2 separate regions of the Homo sapiens genome follow, and region 2 is linked to region 1. Evidence: chromatin contacts called from ENCODE Hi-C or POLR2A ChIA-PET data. All regions are on one chromosome and are shown on one strand. Each heading gives the region's core, a stretch centred on a gene start or an enhancer-like site at or near the end of the contact. The rest is flanking DNA. Distances are from core to core; before and after follow the strand shown.

Region 1 (4,501 bases), core at 137-2,636:
CCTCCTGCCCTGATATGGGAGCTCCAGAGCTCAGTCCTTGGTCCTCTTTCTTCTCCCTCAAGCACCGTTTCCTTGACAGTGTCATCCAAGTTCAAGGCTTCAGATCCCTTCTCTATGCCTGTAACTCCCACATTTCCGGACCTCTCCCAGACCCCAGACTTGTGTATCCAACTGTGTGCCTGACATCTTTACTTGGATGCCTAAGACATCTGAAAATGAACGTGTCCAATCCTGAATTCTGATCTGCTCCCCAAAACCTACCCCTCTCGTCTTCCTCATGTCAGACAAGGGTGATGTCATCCTTCTAGGTGATCAAGCCAAAACATGGGGGTCATCCTTGACTCATCTCTTTGTCTCACAACCTACATTTAATTCATCAGAAAATCCTGTGGCTCTACCTCCAAAAGACACCACAGAATCTGACTACCTGTTACACGGCTCCTGCGGTCACTGTATCTGAGCCGCCATCACCTCTCCTCAGACTGCGGCATTCCCCCCCTGTCTTTACCGTATCCCCCAGGTCTAACTTAGAAGTCAAACAATGACACCTCTTTACTTAGAACTCTACAATGCCTTCCCATTTCAACTGGAGTAAAAGTCAAATTCCTACTGCAGGCTCTAGGCCCTCTGTGATTTAATCTCTGTGACCTCGTAGGCTCGTCTTTTACCTCTCCCAACCCCATCAATCACTGCCTCCATTCCAGCCACATTGGCCTCCTAGTGTGAACACACCAGGGGCCTTCACACCTGTCATCTGCTTCAGGCTTTTACTCAAACGTCAGCTTCCTTGACTCCTCTAAGTGGCAAGTGTCCTCGCTGACACCTCCTGGTCTCCTCTGTCTCTGAGGCTCTTTCTTTTGCCCATAGCATGTATCCCATCTAATACACCACTCCTTGTATTTGTTTTGCTTATTGTCTACCTCCCTCTACTAGAAAGTAAATTTCATGAAGGCAAAATTTTTCACCGCTGTGTCCCCAGGACTGTATGAAGTAATCACTCAGTATACATTTATTTAAAGCAGGAAGAAAGGAAGGAAGCAACGAATAGCGGAACCGATTGCTCTTCTGTCCTGGAGGGTTGAGCTGCCAGAGAGGGCAGTAGAAACCAGAGGCGTGTACCTTCACATGTAGCACGATGTTCCGGGTCCCATGCTGGGTGCTGGGGACATGGCCTCATGGAAGCAGACACACAAGCTGACATTCACAGAACTGACTGGTAAATGAGTGGATAGAGGCCTCGGGGAGCCCAGAGAAGAGCTTGGGTCCAGGCAGGGCTTCTGTGAGGAAGTGACACCTGAGCCGCGTCCTGAAGTCATACCTTGCCACTCTCCTCCCACTGCCCTCTAGCCCCACTGTGACTCTGAGTCAGCAATGATTCAGAAGAGCGCAGACTTGGGTGTCAGAACCTGGGTTTGCATATTGGTTTACATGCTGGGTGGCTTTGGGCAAGTCACTTCCTCTGGCCAACCTCAGTTTTCTCATCTGTAAAATGTGACAGCGGCTGGCCTAGAGCATCTCTTAAATTCCTTCCAACTTTAACATCCATCAAGCCATGGAGGTTTGCCACTCAGATCTTCCTTTAAGAGAGTGTAGAGCAGGAGTGTCGTTAGCAACAGATCCCAGCAGCAACACCCTGGGATCTACTGCTGTGTTCCTGACAAGGCCACTTTCTCCTTGGGCAGCCCTAGCCAATGACTCAGCTCAGTGGGAGAAGGAGGTCTGGCCGTTTCTGCCCAGCAGATGTCTCCTCTGTTTTTTGTTTGTTTGTTTGTTTTTGTTTTGTTTGTTTGTTTTTGAGCCAGAGTATCACTCTGTGGCCCAGGCTGGAGCACAATGGCACAATTTCAGCTCACTGCAACCTCCGCCTCCCAGGCTCAAGCGATCCTTCTGCCTCAGCCTCCCAAGTAGCTGGGACTACAGGTGTGAGCCACCACGCCCAGCCTCTAACAGCTAATTTGTGCTCTGGCCTCCCCACTGGGCTGGCTGAGGCTTTCTCGGAGCTGCAGTGCAGTCTGAGGCTCTTTCTACTTAATCCCTCCTTCCCTTCCACCTTTCCCAGATGGTAGGCCCACCTCATGGTCAGAGGGAGGCTTCCTGGAGGAGGAGACACGGGAGCTGTGCCTTCCAGGTTGACTTGGGTGTAGAGGGCCCAGCATGTGCTGCTGAGAGCCAAGAGAGGGGAGCCACTGAGGAGTTTTAATCAAGAGAATGCTGTGCTCAGATCTGAAATAGTGGGAAGTGGATAGGAGAGGGCAAGAGAGGAGGCAGGGAGAGCACCGAAGAGGCTGACATGATGGGCACTGGCCTTGGAGGTGATTATGGGAGCCACAGGGTCAAGGAGTGGATGGAAAAATGTTTAGATGTTCAGGAGATAGAAACTCCAGAGTTGGGAGCCTGGACACTCCAGTAGCTAGCTTGCTTTCTCTTTTTTTCTTTTGTTCTCTTCCTCCCCTCCTTCCTTCCTTCCTCCCTCCCTCCCTCCCTCCCTTTCTGTCACTCCATCACACAGGCTGGAGTGCAGTGGTGCAATCTCAGCTCACCTCAACTTCCACCTCCTGGGTTCAAGTGATTCTCATCCCTCAGCCTCCCGAGTGGCTGGAATTACAGGCGCGCGCCACCAGGCCCAGCTAATTTTTGTATTTTTAGTAGAGACGGGGTTTCACCATGTTGGTCAGACTGGTCTTGAACTCTTGACCTCAAGTGATCCGCCCGCCTCGGCCTCCCAAAGTGCTGGGCTTATAGGCGTGAGCCACCATGCCTGGCCTCCAGTAGCTTTAGAATTCCCTTCCCTGCATCTCTGTGACTGACGGGCTATAGGGGGTGATGTCTAGGATGTTGGGATCTGTCACAGAGATGGAGAATACTGAAGGAGCGGCTTTAGGGGGAATCGATGCAGTTTTGGACAGCATAGGAAAACAGCCTGTTGTATAATAAGGGTGACGCTGTGTCCGGAATTGGAGGGTTCTTGGTCTCACTGACTTCAAGAATGAAGCCTCGGACCCTCGCGTTGAGTGTTACAGAAGAGAACCTGGTGTTGGGGGGCAGGGGTGCTGGGGGAAAGAAGAGAACCCGGGAGGAAGCAGTAGATGGCACTTTGAATTTATAAAATTTCATTTGGTAAAGTTAACAAAAATAAAGGGGTCTGTTTTTATTACTGATGTGGCACCCTTCTCTCCCCCACTAAACTGAACACTCCTCAAGGGGAGGGGGCAGGGTCTGATTGCATTTTGCATCTCTAGTGCCAGCCTCAGGTCTGGCATGGACTGGGCCCTCAGCACAGGTTCCTGGAACTGAGTTATTCTAGGAAGCCAGGGTTCCTATCACCACCCCCATGGTACTGGCTGGTTGGGGTATTTCTAATTTTCGGCCCTGAACAGTGCCCATGGGTGCCTCTTAAGCACATGATGAGAGGGGCAGGTGTCTTCTCTCAACTCTCCTCTTCCTTCCCCCTCCCCTGCTGCTCCTGGAGATAAGGAGGCCCCTCTGTTCTGAGAGGGTGTCAGGGCTATGTTTTGAAGGAAACTCTATCAACTTAACTGGTAGCTGTTCCCAACAGTGGAGGGGCTCAAAAAAAAAGAGCGCCAGTAGGGAGGGGACCCACCTGCATGGGTCCTTCAGTGGCCTCACCTTCAGGGGATAAAACCACAGTGTGAAAGTGTAAAAATGTTTAGTACTTACACACCCTGGAGGGCACAACAGAGGTGTCTCTGTCTCTCTCTCACACACGGACACACACACACACACACACACACACACACGTCAGGGAGTGCAGGCAGGAAGAGACAAGACCCATGGGCCACTGCCTATATTGGGTCGAGGGTGTCCAGCTTTCCCTCAGGGAGCTTTAATTGGTAGGTTTAAAGCAAGCAGGCACTAGTTCCAGTTGGTCACACTGTGACTGAGAGGTGGTCACTTCCAGTTGACAAGCTCATGTCTGAATGGTCCGTTTAAAGGAGAGAGCGGGAAGGCCAGGAGCCAGCCTGCTAGGTGGGAGAGAAGCCTCTAAGTTTTATCTCCAGCCACCAGCTGGAGCCATTCGGGTGGGGCATAGTATTGGAAACTGTGTCAAGGGTGACTGAGCCCTGCTTCTGGTATGAGAACGTTAAATTAAAACATGAATGCCAAGTACAGACCCTGCTGGGGAAGTCTGCAAGGTCAAAACTCTTTTCATAATGAGACTAAGGCATCATTTGCCTTTTTTGCTGGGTTGACATTTCCCTGACGGTGCAAAAGCCAACGTGGCGGCCTCCAATGCGATGTACAGGAAGTCATCGCATTTTTCACTGCCACGCCCTCATAGGAAAACACTGCCAACATCGACCAGGAAAGTCTTTGATGCAGCAATAAAAATGATCCCATTCACAATATACTGGTCCTTGAGTATACATCTTTTTAATATTCTGGGAAGCAACATAGAGCACTTCTGCCATATCCGATGCAGCACAATGGTTGTCTCCAGAAAAGCATTTGCACTTGTTTGAACTGTGAGCTTAACTAGTCA
Region 2 (4,721 bases), core at 1,635-4,134, 670 kb before region 1:
GGTCCCAGCGGCCGGCTTTCCAGAGTCCTCCACAGACCGGGCCTATGACCATCTGTTGGCGGCGCTGGGCTGCGGCGCTGCGCTCGTGGTGTTCTCCCTGTGCACAGCCCCAGGCGGCCGCCTCCCGGGCCCGCTGCAGGCAGGGTAGCTCGGACCAACTTCGAGGAGGTGACCGCTCGCTCTCCAAAGGTGCTACGCCTGGCGCGGCCCACTACGCGCCCGGCCCCAAGCAAGGGGCCGGGCAGGTCAGGGCGGCCCACGGCAAGTGTCCTATAGAACGACCAGGACACAGGGGGCACTCCCTCGACACGTCGTCCCATCCCCAGACGGAGAAGCGGGGGCCCAGGAAGAGGACTTGACCCCAGCCCGCGACGCAGGAGGCAGCCGCGATTCCCCCCTCCTCGAGCCCCGGCTTAGCGCCCCCTGGCGGGCTGGGGGCTTCAGGAGGCGCGTGCACCCTGACCCGCGAGCTCAGGCGGAAGGTGACCCCGTGGCCTGCGCGGCTGTCCCGGGCGCTCGTACAAGGGACAGGAACAGTCCGTCAGGACCCAGAGGCTCGGGCCAGGCGCTGCCTCCCCGCGCGACGAGCTTGGGCGGCGGAGGGAGAGCCTTGGGACAGCCGGGGCTGCACCGAAAGAGCTGGGCGGGGCTGGAGGCCTGGGTCCCCGTCCGCTGTGCGACCTAGGGGGCTCCTCCTCTCCCTGGGAGACCAGGCTGGACACAGATCCCCCGCTGTGAGTCCGCGCGCCTCCGTCCTCTTGCAGCCCCCGCCCCCTCCCCACCCAGGAATGCCGGGTGCCTTCGGGGGGCGGCGCACTTTGGGAGAGGGGAAGACGGTGACTGGAGTTTTGATTCCCCCCTCCATATCCAGCGGATATTTTTCTCGTTCTGAGAAGTGCAAGAAACTTGCAGGACCAGGAAGACAAAGGATTTGGATACAGGCTGGGTGGGAGGACGGGACTGGGTTACACCGAGAACCCCTCTGAGACCCCCAGCCTTGACGGCATGTTTGTCGCAGGCGCCCCTGTGCTGGGCGCTAGCTGCGGGGCTCTGCGGAGGAAAAAAACTGTACGATCCAGGCTTCTCCTCGCCTTCCTGTGGGTTTTGCCGACAGGCTCCAGAAAACAGTGGGGCTTCCCATCTCTGCGTGCTGACTACCCACGCGCAGGAACGCGCCACGCAGGTGGCGTCGCGGTGCAAATAGCAGAGGGGCGCTGAGCCCCGCAGGCTGCAGGGAGACGGGGTCCTCGGGGGACGCACGGCGAAGCCCCATTCCTCGTTCTTATGGAAGGGGACACCGAGGCTGGGGTGGCTGAGGGCTTGCCCAAGCTCACAGAGCCAGATAAGAACGTCCCTTTTCTGCTCCAGCGCCCCCACTACCGTGGGCGCCTCCTTTTCCAACTCCCCAAACCCTTAGAAAGGAATCCCTTTGTCTCTGCTCCTCCCGAGGGGAGAGGGGCTGGGGCTGTGTCTGACTCCGGGCGAACGCCAGGTGTTGGTAAATTTGGGAGAAGCTGGGAAGGGAGTTAATGAGGTGAGAATGAAGTGAAGGAGAAAAAAAGCGGAGATAGCTGCTCCGCGGGCTGCGGGCGGGCGGGGCAGCCTCTCCTCCGCGGCCCGAGGGCGCCGCCTGGAGGCCAGAGGCAACACCGCGCCAGCCCCGCGAGCTTCCCCGCTTCGCTAAGGCGGGGCTGCCCAGTCCCAGCCCGCATGCTTCCACTCCCACCCTCCAAAGTGGAGCGGCTAAAGACGGACTTGGAGACTCGGAATCCTCACTGTACAAAGAGCCCTACCATCCCGTTTCCCATCCTCCCCTTCCCACACCGAGAAAGCAGGGCCCCGAGCAAGCCCCATTTCCTGATTTCGCCGGACACCCGGCTTGCCGCTCCCTAGCTGAACCCCACCTCTGTGCCTCAGTTTCCTCATCTGTGAGATGAGGCAGCGATAGTGCCTATCTCACGGGGTGCTGGGAGGAGCAGATGCGATCGTGTTAGGGAACTTTTTTTGTTTGTCTGTTTGTTTGAGACGGAGTTTCGCTCTTGTCGCCCAGGCTAGAGTGCAGTGGCGCAATCTCCGCTCGCTGCAACCTCCGCCTCCCGGGTTCAAGCGGTTCTCCTGCCTCAGCCTCCCGAGTAGCTGGGATTACAGGCGCCCGCCACCACGCCCGGCTAATTTTTTGTATTCGTAGTAGAGACGGGGTTTTGCCATGTTGGGCAGGCTGGTCTCGAGCTCCTGACCTCAGGTGACCCGCCCGCCTCGACCTCCCAAAGTGCTGGGATTACAGGCGTGAGCCACCCTGCCCGGCCAGGGAACGTTCTTTATAAAAGCGGAATTGTGCCCGAATTGCCCCAGCTTACTGAGGAGGTAAACTGAAACACGTTTGGGAAGGAGAATTGCCGAGGCCCTATTAACTAATGCTCAATATTGCAGGGATAAGCCCCAGCTCCGGGTCCTCGACTCTGCTGCCTCGCCTGGACTCCTGATTCCTCATTCCTCTCCTTTCCGTCCCAGGTTGCGTCTGTCCGGGTTTCCCCCTCTGTCTCCGTGGCTCTCAGCCTTGTCCTCTGAGCGTCCTTCTCCCTCTCGCTGTGTCTGCCCGGTCTCTCCTGGGTCTCCGGTTCTGCCGCCTCCTGTCCCTCCTTCCGGCTGCCCCGGCCAGAGGGGCTCGAAGGCGCGTTGGGGCCCGGGGCCACGCTGGGAGACACGCCTTCGGCCGCGCCTAATTCGAGCCAGGCGCGGGACGCGTCCCCCGGCCGGGCGGAGCGGGAGGGGACGCCCGCCGCGCTCGGCCTCCCCGGGCCCCGACCCCTCCTTTGTAATTTGAATAAAACGCCTCCCCCGCCCGCGCGCCGCCTTAACCCGCCGCCTCCGCTCTCCCCGGCTGCAGGCGGCGTGCAGGACCAGCGGCGGCCGTGCAGGCGGAGGACTTCGGCGCGGCTCCTCCTGGGTGTGACCCCGGGCGCGCCCGCCGCGCGACGATGAGGGCGCGGCCGCAGGTCTGCGAGGCGCTGCTCTTCGCCCTGGCGCTCCAGACCGGCGTGTGCTATGGCATCAAGTGGCTGTGAGTAGGGACCCCGCGTCCACGCGCACAGGCCAGGGACTGGGGCGGCGGAGGGCGTTTTGGGGTCCCCTGGATGGGGCGAGCGCACCAAGACCCGGGAGCCTAAGCTGGCTTGGCGGTCGTGGGCAAGTCATCCCTCAGCCTCTGTTTCCTCCTCTGTAAAATGTCCCTGCCTCCCGCAGGCTTGCGAAAAGGGAGTGAGACGGGCGTGGACCACAATGGAAGCGCCTGGTCCTGTGCAGCTGACGGTGGCGCAAGGGCCACGGAGTTTCTGGCCACCTCCGCAGGGGCAGATGGAAAAAGACATTCTGTTCAGGGGGCGCAATCCAGAGCGGCCAGCCCAGGAGCGGTCCTTGTCCGTCAGTCTCCTTGACCCTAGCGGGAGTTCCGCTGAGACACTCCTGACCCCTCCACCTGGGCGACCTTGGGAAAGTGTCACTCTACTTCTTGGGGCCTCCTTGTCCTCCTCTGTCACGGGAGGGTGAGACTCCCCACCTCCCTCAAATCAGATGAGAAGAGGCTCCTGAAAGGACCTCAGAAGCTGTCAGATGCCACTGTGCACATGTGCAGGGCATTCCTTTAGATAGAAATTATTCACGCAGGGGTAGGAGGGAGAGAGAGGCTTGGTGCCGAGCTGAAGGGAGTGCCTGCTCAGGGGGCTGGGGGTGGTGAAGAGAGGAGTAAACACCAGCCCCTTCCCGGAGGAGCTGCGCTCTAAGTTGAGAGAGATAAGCCCAGGCTGTAAATAACTCCACAAGTGTCCAAGTGCCCGAGGAGAAACCAGAGCGGGAATCTGGAGGCCTAGAGGAAGGAAGCCCACCTGGTGGGGACACAGATGTGAGACACCGGGAAGCTTTTCCGAGGCTGTGCCTCTGGTGACTGAAGCGCTGCTGGGAGTTGGCTGGTTCGGGCAATGGAGAGGACGCTGTGGGCAGAGGGGCTCCCTGAGAGGGAAAGTCCAGGACAGGACAAGGGTCTGGAATCTGGGGCCAGGGCAGGGAGCCTGCAGATAAGACAGCAGGGGGCAGGTTGTGGGGGCTGGGGAGGGCGCTGCAAAGGGTTTGTGAATTAGTTGGAAGACAGGGTGATAGTGGCTGCGCCGCCAGCAAACAGTCTGGAGGTCACTGGCCCTGCCCCTTCTCAGGCCAAGTTATTGATTAATTGACGATTCGAGGAGGGAACCCCGTCTTCCTGCCTTTCTTGTTTACAAGAAGCCTGGTCTCAGCAATCTCCCAGCCCTGGGCACTAGCTTTTCCCAGCTGTCCCTGAGGAGTTCTGTGAGAAACCAGCCACCTTCCTTTTGCAATGGGGTACCCAGCACTGTTCCAGCTGGCAGGGACCTCCGATCAGCGAGTCCAAGCTCTCTCATCCACCGCCACCATTTTACAGATAAGGATACTAAGGTCCAGGGAAGGAGAGGATTGGCTGAAGGAGCGTCAGAGGCCTTGCAGTGGGCTTGGGTGTCATTTGCCGCCCATAAGAGTCCTGTGGGGTCACTGCCATCATCCCTGCTCCACAGTGGGAACACCGAGACCCTGCAAAGGGCATGATGCACGCAAGCCCCCACGCTGGCCTGTGGTGGGATGGACGGCTGGCTAAACCTGACGTCCATGTCCTCTGTCCCCACTGCAAAGTCAGGCTGCCACAGAAATGGGTACAA

What was found. Hi-C counts contacts between places; a loop is a spot of excess contacts on that map. ChIA-PET counts read pairs that join two places held with the same protein, here RNA polymerase II (POLR2A). Pooled maps may share reads with other maps.
Region 2: a loop to region 1 is called in a pooled map, with 2.6 times the contacts of the local background. The contact joins the promoter of WNT11 here to the enhancer-like site in region 1. A Hi-C loop is called at or near these places in 1 of 168 maps with a recorded cell type or tissue (PC-9) and 4 of 50 pooled maps. POLR2A ChIA-PET finds 5 or more read pairs at or near these places in 1 of 52 experiments (WTC11).

The regions. Positions count from the first base shown.
Region 1 is chr11:75,534,141-75,538,641 of GRCh38, reverse strand. No RefSeq gene overlaps it. Among named protein-coding and RNA genes, the nearest start is that of GDPD5, 10 kb to the right of the region's middle. RefSeq lists enhancers at 891-960, 1,121-1,170, a silencer at 1,160-1,660 and a cis regulatory region at 3,232-4,418. Within about 2 kb of position 1,386, at least 5 of the 41 ENCODE cell types and tissues checked have a DNase peak (open chromatin) inside an H3K27ac peak, as active enhancers do; they include PC-9, where a contact is called at or near this core.
Region 2 is chr11:76,204,665-76,209,385 of GRCh38, reverse strand. It overlaps WNT11 (Wnt family member 11), which reads left to right and starts at 2,884. Exons shown (of 5, transcript NM_004626.3): 1 at 2,884-3,061. The coding sequence starts at 2,979. RefSeq lists enhancers at 91-140, 1-425, 1,760-2,427 and silencers at 1,532-1,751, 2,732-2,971.